2 separate regions of the Homo sapiens genome follow, and region 2 is linked to region 1. A link is an interaction called in ENCODE POLR2A ChIA-PET data of the cell type or tissue named here. Cell type or tissue: K562. All regions are shown on one strand. Region 1 overlaps DONSON (DNA replication fork stabilization factor DONSON). Region 2 overlaps LINC00649 (long intergenic non-protein coding RNA 649).

Evidence for each region. Peaks named below come from ENCODE experiments on the same cell type or tissue, not always from the same donor. Only the 100,000 strongest peaks of a DNase experiment are listed, where the experiment ranks them.
Region 2: POLR2A ChIA-PET joins it to region 1 with 5 read pairs; 3 of 35 experiments call an interaction of 5 or more read pairs at or near these places.

Annotation. Positions count from the first base shown.
Region 1 is chr21:33,578,739-33,583,738 of GRCh38, forward strand. It overlaps DONSON (DNA replication fork stabilization factor DONSON), which reads right to left. Exons shown (of 10, transcript NM_017613.4): 5 at 4,750-4,928; 6 at 3,427-3,508; 7 at 3,213-3,317; 8 at 2,564-2,762; 9 at 612-824. Among named protein-coding and RNA genes, the nearest start is that of DONSON, 7.4 kb to the right of the region's middle. In K562, no CTCF peak of the experiment used is centred here; no DNase peak of the experiment used is centred here.
Region 2 is chr21:33,944,038-33,949,037 of GRCh38, forward strand. It overlaps LINC00649 (long intergenic non-protein coding RNA 649), which reads left to right. Exons shown (of 3, transcript NR_038883.2): 2 at 1,773-1,858. Among named protein-coding and RNA genes, the nearest start is that of LINC00649, 15 kb to the left of the region's middle. RefSeq lists enhancers at 3,310-4,509, 3,684-4,163, 4,694-4,753 and a silencer at 3,548-3,842. In K562, a CTCF peak has its summit at 3,900; DNase peaks (open chromatin) are centred at 2,024, 3,530, 3,934 and 4,309; H3K4me3 peaks cover 675 bases.

The DNA.
Region 1 (5,000 bases):
CCTTAAACTATAAAGGAATCAGGTACTATTGAGTTTTGGATGCAAGAGGAAATGAAAAAGCTGCCCCTTTTTGGAATGGGAAGTTCTTCAGTCACTGTTAAAACTATTTGGACTGAGGCCGGGTGCCGTGGCTCAAGCCTGTAATCCCAACATTTTGGGAGGCCAAGGTGGGCAGATCACCTGAAGTCAGGAGTTCAAGACCAGCCTGGCCAACATGGTGAAACCCCCGTCTCTAATAAAGATACAAAAAATAGCCAGATGTGGTGGCACATGCCTGTAATCTCAGCTACTTGGGAGGCTGAGGCAGGAGAACTGTTTGAACCCAGGAGGCTAAGGCTGCAGTGAGCCGAGACTCGCGCCGCTGCACTCCAGCCCGGGCAACAGCAAGACTCCATCTCAAAAAAAAAAAAAAATTGTACTTGGACTGAATTCATGAAAGCTACCTCACATAAACAACTTACAGACATTATTCCTTCCTCTAGTAATTCATAATTAAGTAACAGTTTAATTACTTGAAACACAATAGTGACTCAGCATAAATGACTCAATTTCCCTCCAGCTAGTTTGAGGAAACTACAACTAAAACAGTCTGCTCATAGGTGTCTACTTACCATATCAAGTACTTTGTCCATTTGCAGGCAGATGTTAAATACAGCAGTTGGCTCGTGTGGATACAGTACTGCAGAGAAAGATCCACTCTGTGAAGATTTGAGCAGCATGGTCAGTGAATGCAGAGAATGAGGCATGATAGGACCTGTAATCTCCAAACTAAATTGGTCTCTGTATCCAGAAAGAGCTTGTGTCTTCACATTCACACTCCGTGCCTTCATGAAAATGTAAAGAAAAGGAAAATTAAGATCATCTCTCAACCTTTTGCCTAGCCAAAAATATGTTCAATATATTTCCATTTGGGGTTTCCTCTCTTTTAACAATTATGGAATAAAACTATTTCCCAAGACATCTAAACAATGTTATGTGAGTACAAATACTTAGTAAATTTTCAGCAACCTTTCCATATTAAGAGATTTTCAGGTGAAGTATATTCCAGAGAATACCATTTTTTCATATAGTATTTTATCTGATTTAGTAATACACTGTCAATGCAGACTATTGGAAAAACAAAAATTTAAAATCCATTCAATTTTATTGCTAAGATTTAGCATGTATTTTGTATTTACATATATAATTTATTATGATTATAATCCCAGCACTTTGGGAGGCCAAGGTGGGCAGATCACTTGAGGTCAGGAGTTCAAGACCAGCCTGGCCAACATGGTGAAACCTCGTCTCTATTAAAAATACAAAAAAATTAGCCAGGCATGGTGGTGTGAGCCTATAGTCCCAGCTACTTGGGAAGCTAAGGCAGAAGAATCACCTGAGCCCCAGAGGCAGAGGTTGAAGAATCGCTTGAGCCCGTTAGGCAGAGTTTGCAGTGAGCCAAAATTGAGCCACTGCTCTCCAGCCTGGGTGACAGAGCAAGACTCCGTCTCTAAATAGATAGATGAATGAATGAATGAATGAATGAATGAATGCAGGGCGGCCAGGTGCAGTGGCTCATGCCTGTAATCCCAGCACTTTGGGAGGCCGAGGGCAGATCATGAGGTCAGGAGTTCGAGACCACCCTGACCAACATGGTGAAAACCCGTCTCTACAAAAAATACAAAAAAAAAAAAAAATTAGCCAGGCGTGGTGGCACACGCCTGGGTGAGAGTGAGATTCCACCTCAAAAAAAAAAAAAAAAAAAAAAAAAAAAAAAAAAAAAAAAAGCAGGGCATGGCAGTCCTGTGGTCCGATACTCGAGAGGCTGAGGCAGGAATTTCACTTGAGCCCACATGGTTGAGGCTGCAGTGAGCTGTGCCACTGCACTACAGCAAGACCCTGTCTCCCCAACCAAAAAAAGAAAATAAATGTTCGTATAATTTAAAAAGAGGCCAGGAGTTCAAGACCAGCCTGGCCAATATGGTGAAACTCCGTCTATACTAAAAATACAAAAATTAGCTGGGCGTGGTGGTGCCCACCTGTAACCCCAGCTACTCGAGAGGCTGAGGCAGAAGAATCGCTTGAACCCCAGAGTTGGAGGCTGCAGTGAGCCGAGATCGCACCACTGCACTGCAGCCGGTGACAGAGTGGGACTCCCTCTTAAAACAAACAAACAAAAACAAACAAGAAAAAAAAAAACAAAAAAAATAGCTAGGCTTGGTGGTGTGTGCTTGTAATCCCAGCTACTCAAGAGGCTGAGGCATGGCGCGAGAATCACTTGAACCCGGGAGGCAGGGGTTGCAGTGAGTTGAGATCACGCCACTGCACTCCATTCAGCCTGGATAGCAGCGCAAGACTCCATCTCGAAAAGAAAATAAAAAGGATTTCATATAATTTATATATTTCCACATAATTTCTTTGATATAACTGTCTTATATAATTTTTGTTTCTTTTTTTAATGGGAGGAAAGCAAAATGAAAATATGTACCAAGTAAAAATGCTAGGAGGTTTTTTTTTAAATCAAGAATTTATCCTATCAAAGTAAAGTACTTCTTAAAAGCTAGGTTATGCAGACTTTTATTACCTTAAGCATTTGCATTGTGGCACCTCGGAAAGCAACAGGGGACAAGAGGGTTGGAGGAAGTCCTGCCTGTGGACCTGAGGTAGCAACTAAACTCTTAGAGTTAATCAAAAAATTGAGCAATGTAAAGGTGTTGATTCCTTTTACCAACACAACAGATTCAGGTCTGTGATCCATTTGTACTTCATGTTTCTCTTTACGCCTGAAGATGACAATCAAGGAAATTGCAAAAGCAAATCTCACCTAATGTGGAAAGCAGTTATCTTGATTCTGAATCACCTGAGACTCCTTTTCTCCATAATGAAATGGAAATCCTCTTGCTACCTCTCTTTACCGAATCATAAGGCATATGTTTCAATCAAAATGTTAACAATCTGAATTTGCTACAAACTGACACCTAAACCTAATTTCTTCTCTAGTCAAAACACACCTATTCTCCCACAATCATAATTGAACGTTTTGATTAAAAAAGGTTTAATAGTTCACCATTTGTTGATACTTAGGGGCTTATTTAGTATTACAATGGAGAATTAGTTTTAATATGACCTGAAGATAATTTAAGATTATAATCATATAAAACTGCCAATGTTAAACTTCTCACTAACGTCATTCAATGAAAATTAATTCTAGTTAACAACAACTGAAAGGATACAGCTTGATAGAAAGTATGTCTGGCTTTTTAATTTTATCTTGCACACCCATCTCTTCCAGCCAGGAAAAACTTTCCTCTTCATCCTCATCACTGATGGCTTGCTCCCTAGGAAATTGCTACAGTTAGAGTCCCTATTTCACAAGCTGTTCCTGTGCAAATCTATTTCATGAGTCCATAAGTCAGTGGATGATATAAAGTTATTTTAATCACATACTCCCCATATCCCAAGCTTGTTCCAGATGCTGTCTCCTTCTTATGGCCACTTTCTTTTATTAAAGGCAGAGAAAATTCAATACCTATATGAGGAACAAAAATGTAACTGAGTTGTCATTTAAAGTATTTAACAGGCATGCTGTACTTTTAGAGTGTAAAAAATTTGAAATGTTAGTTTTTACAAATGATCTATTAAGGCAGTAGAGTTTTCAAGCTTTCTTCACAAACCTACAAACATGCATAAAACGTATTCTCCTTGAAAGAGGTTCGGGAAACAACACATACATGTAACACTCTTTCATAAATCATATTGTATTCCAGTTCACTTTTTGAAAAAGTACTGATTGGGCCCATTAAGTAGATTTCATGATCCACTAATGGGTTTACTCAGTTTGAAAATTTTGTTATTAAAGGGGTAATTGGTACTATAGAAGAATTTCTAGAAGAGTATATTCAGATAGTGACTATCTGGCCCAATATGTGTTTTATTTTAGAGATCAGAGAACACTATGTGGAAGGAACAGTTTAAATCAGGAGTCCCCAACCCCTGGACTGTGGACTGGTACTGGCCTGTGGCCTGTTAGAAACCGGGCTGCACAGCAGGAGGTGAGCGACTGTCGAGTGAACATTACTGCCTGAGCTCCATCTCCTGTCACATCAGTGGTCGCATTAGATTCTCACAGGGGCACGAATCCTACTGTGAACTGTGCATGTGAGGCATCTAGGTTGTGCCCTCCTTATAAGAATGATGATCTTGTCCGGGCGCGGTGGCTCACGCCTGTAAGCCCAGCACTTTGGGAGGCCGAGGCGGGCGGATCACGAGGTCAGGAGATCGAGATCGTCCTGGCTAACACGGTGAAACCCCGTCTCTACTAAAAATACAAAAAATTAGCCGGGCATGGTTGCAGGCACCTGTAGTCCCAGCTACTCGGGAGGCTGAGGCAGGAGAATGGCCTGAACCCAGGAGGCGGAGCTTGCAGTGAGCCGAGATTGCACCACTGCATTCTAGCCTGGGTGACAGAGCGAGTCTCCATCTCAAAAAAAAAAAAAAAAAAAAAAAAAGAATGATCATCTGATGTGTAACAGTTTCATCCCGAAACCATCCTCCTCACTGCCCATGAAACTGATCCCTAGTGCCAAAAAGTTTGCGGACTGCTGGATTAAATAATTGTGGGGGAGGGAAAAAAAGCCAGAAATAAAGAAATAATATATTTCTTAATGTTGCTAATCAACTGGTAAAAGGCATTTTAAATTTAAATAGCTTTTAGGCCAAAATAGGTTTACTATATAGTATAGTATTCTCACTTTAAACCTAAACTTTTACCTTCATTTCTCATAGCTTCTCTTAAACCTCGAGTTGTTGGAGATATGAGAGCTGTGATTAAGTCACTTCCAGCTAATCCTGCTGCTCGGAACAGGACAGTAAACTGATAGGTACAAACGTAGAAATAGGGGCAAAGTTTTGTCTTCAGCAAATTATATAGAGAAGTAAAGCTCACAGACCTATGAAGTAAAAAAATTTTCTTAAGGTATTATTAAACATTTAATGCAATGTTTATAATTCTGAATAATTCA
Region 2 (5,000 bases), 370 kb after region 1:
CACTTTGGGAGGCCAAGGCTGGTGGATCACTTGAGCCCAGGCATTTGAGACCAGCCTAGGCAACGTGGCAAAACCCCGCCTCTACCAAAAAAAATAAAAAATAAAAAAACAACAACAAAACTCCAAATCGTGGTTGTGTGCACCTGTAGTCCCAGCTACTCAGGAGGCTGAGGTGGGAGAATTGCTTGGGCCCAGGAGGTGGAGGTTGCAATGAGCTGACATCACACCACTGCACTCCAGCCTGGGCAATAGAGCAAGACCCTGTCTCAAAAAAAAAAAACAAAAAGAAAAAGAAAAAATGAAAAGGAGCAGTTCAATTAAAAAATGGGCAAAAGACCTGAACAGACACCTCACCAAAGAAGATATATGGATACCAAATAAGCATATGAAAAGATGTTCAACATCATTTATTGTTAGGGAATTGCAAATAAAAATGACAAAAGATACAACTACATACCTATTACAAGGGCCAAAATCCAAACACTGACAGCACCAAATGCTGACGAGAAAGTGGAACAACAAGAACTCTCATTCTTTGCTGCTGAGAATGCAAAATGATACAGACACTTTGGAAGACACTTTGGCAGTTTCTTACAAAACTAACATACTCTTACCACATGATCCAGCAATTATACTCCTTGATATTTACCCAAATGAGCTGAAAACATATCCACACAGAAACCTACACAGGATTTTATAACTGCTTTATTCATAGTTGTCAAAACTTGGAAGCAACCAAGATGTCCTCCAGTAGGCGAATGGAAAAACACACTGTGGTACATCCAGACAGTGGAATATTATTCAGTACTAAAAGGAAATGAGCTGTCAAGCCATGAAAAGACATGGAGGAAATTTAAATGCGATTATGAAGTGAAAGAAACCAATCTGAAAAGGCTACGTATGATTCCAACTATATGATATTTTGAAAAAGGCAAAACGGTGGAGATAGTGGTTGACAGGGGTTGGAGGGAGGGCAGGATCAACAGGCAGAGCACGGAGGATTTGTAGGGACGTCAAACTGTTCTTTATGGTTCTGTAATGGTGGATCCATATCATGATACATTTGTCCAAACCAAAGAGTATACAACACCGAGAATGAACTCCAATGTAAACTACAGACATTGGGTGATAATGATGTATCAGTGTAGGTTCACTGATTGTGACAAAGATCATCCTCTGGTGGGGGACGTCCATAGTGGGGGAGGTGGTGCATGTCTGGGTGCAGTGGGCATATGGGAAGTGTACTTTCTGCTCAATTTTGCTGTGAACCTAAAACTGCTCTAATAATTCAAGTTCATTAATTCAAAAAGAACCCCTGAATTGTTTTAACAGGGATATTTGAATATTGAGTACTGACCAGATATTTACTGATATTAAGAAATTGTTGGCCAGGTGTGGTGGCTCACACCTGTAATCCCAGCACTTTGGGAGGCCAAGGCAGGTGGATCACCTGAGGTCAGGAGTTTGAGACCAGCCTGGCCAACAGGGTGAAACCCTGTCTCTACTAAAAATAACAAAAATTAGCTGGGCATTTTGGTGCATGCCTGTAGTCCCAGCTATTTGGGAGGCTAAGGCAGGAGAACTGCTCGAACCCAGGAGGTGGAGGTTGCAGTGAGCCAAGATCATGCCATTGCACTCCAGCCTGGGCAACAGAGCGAGACTCCATGTCAAAAAAATAGAAAAAAAAAAAAAAAAAAGAAATTGTTGGGGTTTTTTTTCAGGTGTGATACTGGTATTGTGGTTATGTTTTTAAAAAGTCTTTATGTTTTTAGCTGGGTGCGGTGGCTCAGGACTGTAATTCCAGCTACATGAGAGGATTGCCTGAGGCCAGGAGTTTGAGACCAGCCTGAACAACATAGTGAGTACCTGTCTCTAAAAAAAAAAAAAAAAAAAAAAAAAAAGTCTTTATATTTTAGAGTTATATACTGTAATATGTATGAATGAAATGCTATGAGGTTTTAGATTTGTTTCAAAACACTCCAATGTGTGTGTGTTGGGAGGAAGTAGATAAAACAGGGCTGGTGATAGGATGATAATTGTTGAAGCTAGCTGATGAGCACATAGAGCTTGATTACACTATTACTTCAAGTTTGTACATGTTTGGACATTTCCATAATGTAAAAACACAATTACATGCTTCAAGTCTCAATCCCTAGGTCTCTTACACTCTGGGAATGGATTTAATAAATTTAGCAAATGCACCTGAGGTTAATAATGGATTTATACATTGCTGTGGCTACAGAACATTTACATTTTGACACAGGTCTTCAATATCTTAATCTAAATAAGCAAATATTGTGGAAATTTCAGACATTACCCCAATCTGACAGGGCAAATATTTTTATTAGTTCTAACTTTCCCCTTCCCTAATTTACTTATGTATAGAATTGGTCCTCATCCCTGACTGTGGGGAGACTTTTGATAGTTATTACCTTTTCTTTCTTTCTCTTTCTTTCTTTCTTTCTTTCCTTTCTTTCTTTCTTTCTTTCTTTTTCTTTCTTTCTTTCTTTCTTTCCTTCCTTCCTTCCTTCCTTCCTTTCTCTCTCTCTCTCTCTCTCTCTCTTTCTTTCTTCTTTTTTGAGACAGAGTTTCACTCTGTCACCCAGGCTGGAGTGCAGTGGCGCCATCTCAGCTCACTGCAACCTCCCCCTGCTGGGTTCAAACAATTCTCCTGCCTCAGCCTCCCGAGTAGCTGGGATTACAGGTGATGCCTGGCGAATTTTTGTATCTGTAGTAGAGACGGAGTTTCACCCTGTTGGTCAGGCTGGTCTCGAATTCCTGACCTCAGGTGATTTGCCCGCCTCGGCCTCCCAAAGTGCTGGGATTATAGGAGTGAGCCACCACCTCCGGCCAACTATTACCTTTTCTAAGAATGCTTTATGACATCATGGCATTTCAAATTGTGTAACATTCAGAACGTTTTCTGTTGTATCCTTTCCTAGGTCTTCATTACTTTCCTGGGACTTGACAGGGCATATTGAATCTATCCTGTAATGCATGGGAATAAATAAGGATTCCAAAACGTGAATTGGATTTAGTTAATTTTTGTTTCTCCATGTCTCCATACACACAGGCAGCATGAGTGAGCATCTAGTATGTATTGGATATGTGCTGGGTTGATACCATAAAGAGATTTATAAAATGGTGCCGACTTTGAGGGGTTCACACTCTGGGGGAAAGACTGTGCTGTCTAAGTGAATAAATTTGGAGATTGAGGGCTTCATGGAGAGGAGGAAAGTTGTGCTTTATAACATCATGGCATATTTGCATGAGCCATGCAAATAAGAAGCTCATCACCCACCCGATTTATGTCAGAATCAGAACCCAAAGCCAGGGACCCACCAACCAACTGTTCGGCCCAGCACAGTTTCCCTGTGGCAATTCCACTTCTTTTTTTCTTATCTTACGTCGCAGTGTACTTTGTCTCTTGTAACTCCTGCAGGATTTTTCTTAAAGCCTTACATGGTGCTGTTATCACGTGGCACAAAATGAAGCCGACCTCTTTGTGTGTGGGAATAGAGGGAGCATTACACTGCTGGGATGCAACAGATGGAGGGTGGAAAGCTGTCCAGCACCTTGTCTCTTCCAAGATACATAGCCCAGGGGTATTCCCATTCCTCCACGACACAAATGACAACTTCCTTGAGCTCTGATGGCTTGCCAGGTGGCTGATGGCGTGGAGAACCTTGCTCATGTTTACCTGTTCTTGCATCCATTACTCACCTCTGCCCACGTGCCCCCACACTTGCACACAAAGCCACAGAGTGGCTTAAAAAAAAAAAATGAAAAGCCTCCCCCCAACCCTATTGTAAAATGTCAAGTGTTTCAGTTTTGAGAAAAAAGAAAGCTGAAGAAACCATGACTCATGACATGGGCTGACAAACAACGATCTGAAGGTATGCTGGTGAGTCACACTGTGGAGCTCTGCCTTTGTGTTGTGGTGAGGGCCGGGGCTGGAAGGAGTGTCATGGGACCAGCCAGTAAAATTCCACTACTCTCCGAAGCCGATTGGGAGGCAATTTAAAAACCCTGGGCTTTTTCCAGCCCCAGTGTAGTGGATGACTCTGGGTCCCCTCAGGTATGTCGATCTGTATGGGAAATCAGGAAGAATGATTATTAATAACTGGAAAAAAAAAACCTGTTAGTATCTTTCCATGCCCAATGCCATGCTGAACCAGCCCTGCCTGCTTCTGCAAGCCAGCGAGGCTGCTGGATTTTCTCGAAGGGTATTGAGTTGCTAAGCAACAGCACTGGCGGCGCCTATCATGCCCAGCGATGTCAATGCCTGAGTGTGGCCTGCAGAGCACATTTGCTCCCCTCCCCCTCGCCTCCTCTCGACCCCTTCCCCCCACTACATGAGAACATTAATTTGCATCTCAGGGACAGGAGCTGTGCCAGGTGATTCTGTGTATAAAACAGCGCAGTGCAGCCCCTGAAGCACAAATATTGTTTTGGGTTGCAAGGCGGTGCATGTGACGTAGTTGAAAATACAGACTCATTTGTGTATACTCCCCACGTAAGGAGGGTAGGCTTCATCTAAAAGCCTGCGTGTCAAATACTCCTTTCTAATACATCCTGGTGTGCTCTGCCTTGAAGTGTTTTTTTCCTGTCTGCCCATCCAGCATCTTATTTATGCCCCATTCTGTCCCTCTCTCTCGTTGCCTTTGTTCTGTGGTCTCCTGGGTGATGGAGTTATTGTTTGTGTGTAGGGATGTGTGGATAAAAGGGAGCTGATTTCTAGAGGTGAGATGGCCCTGTGGTTAACGGTTGGAGGCTGCTGTTGACAAGGCCTGTTGCTGTGGCAGTTTTGCTCCGGAAGTGGCCATTTTCTGGGCAGGGCTCCACCAGAGCACCATCTGTCTGTGCCTTTTACTTCCTGTCAAGAGGCAGCAGGCTTCGTGAGCTGGGGAAGTGCCAGAAGCAGCCTTCGAATTAGACAGACCTGGACCCAAACCCTTTCTCTTCCCCCCACCCATTTTGGCATCTTGGCACGAGACTGT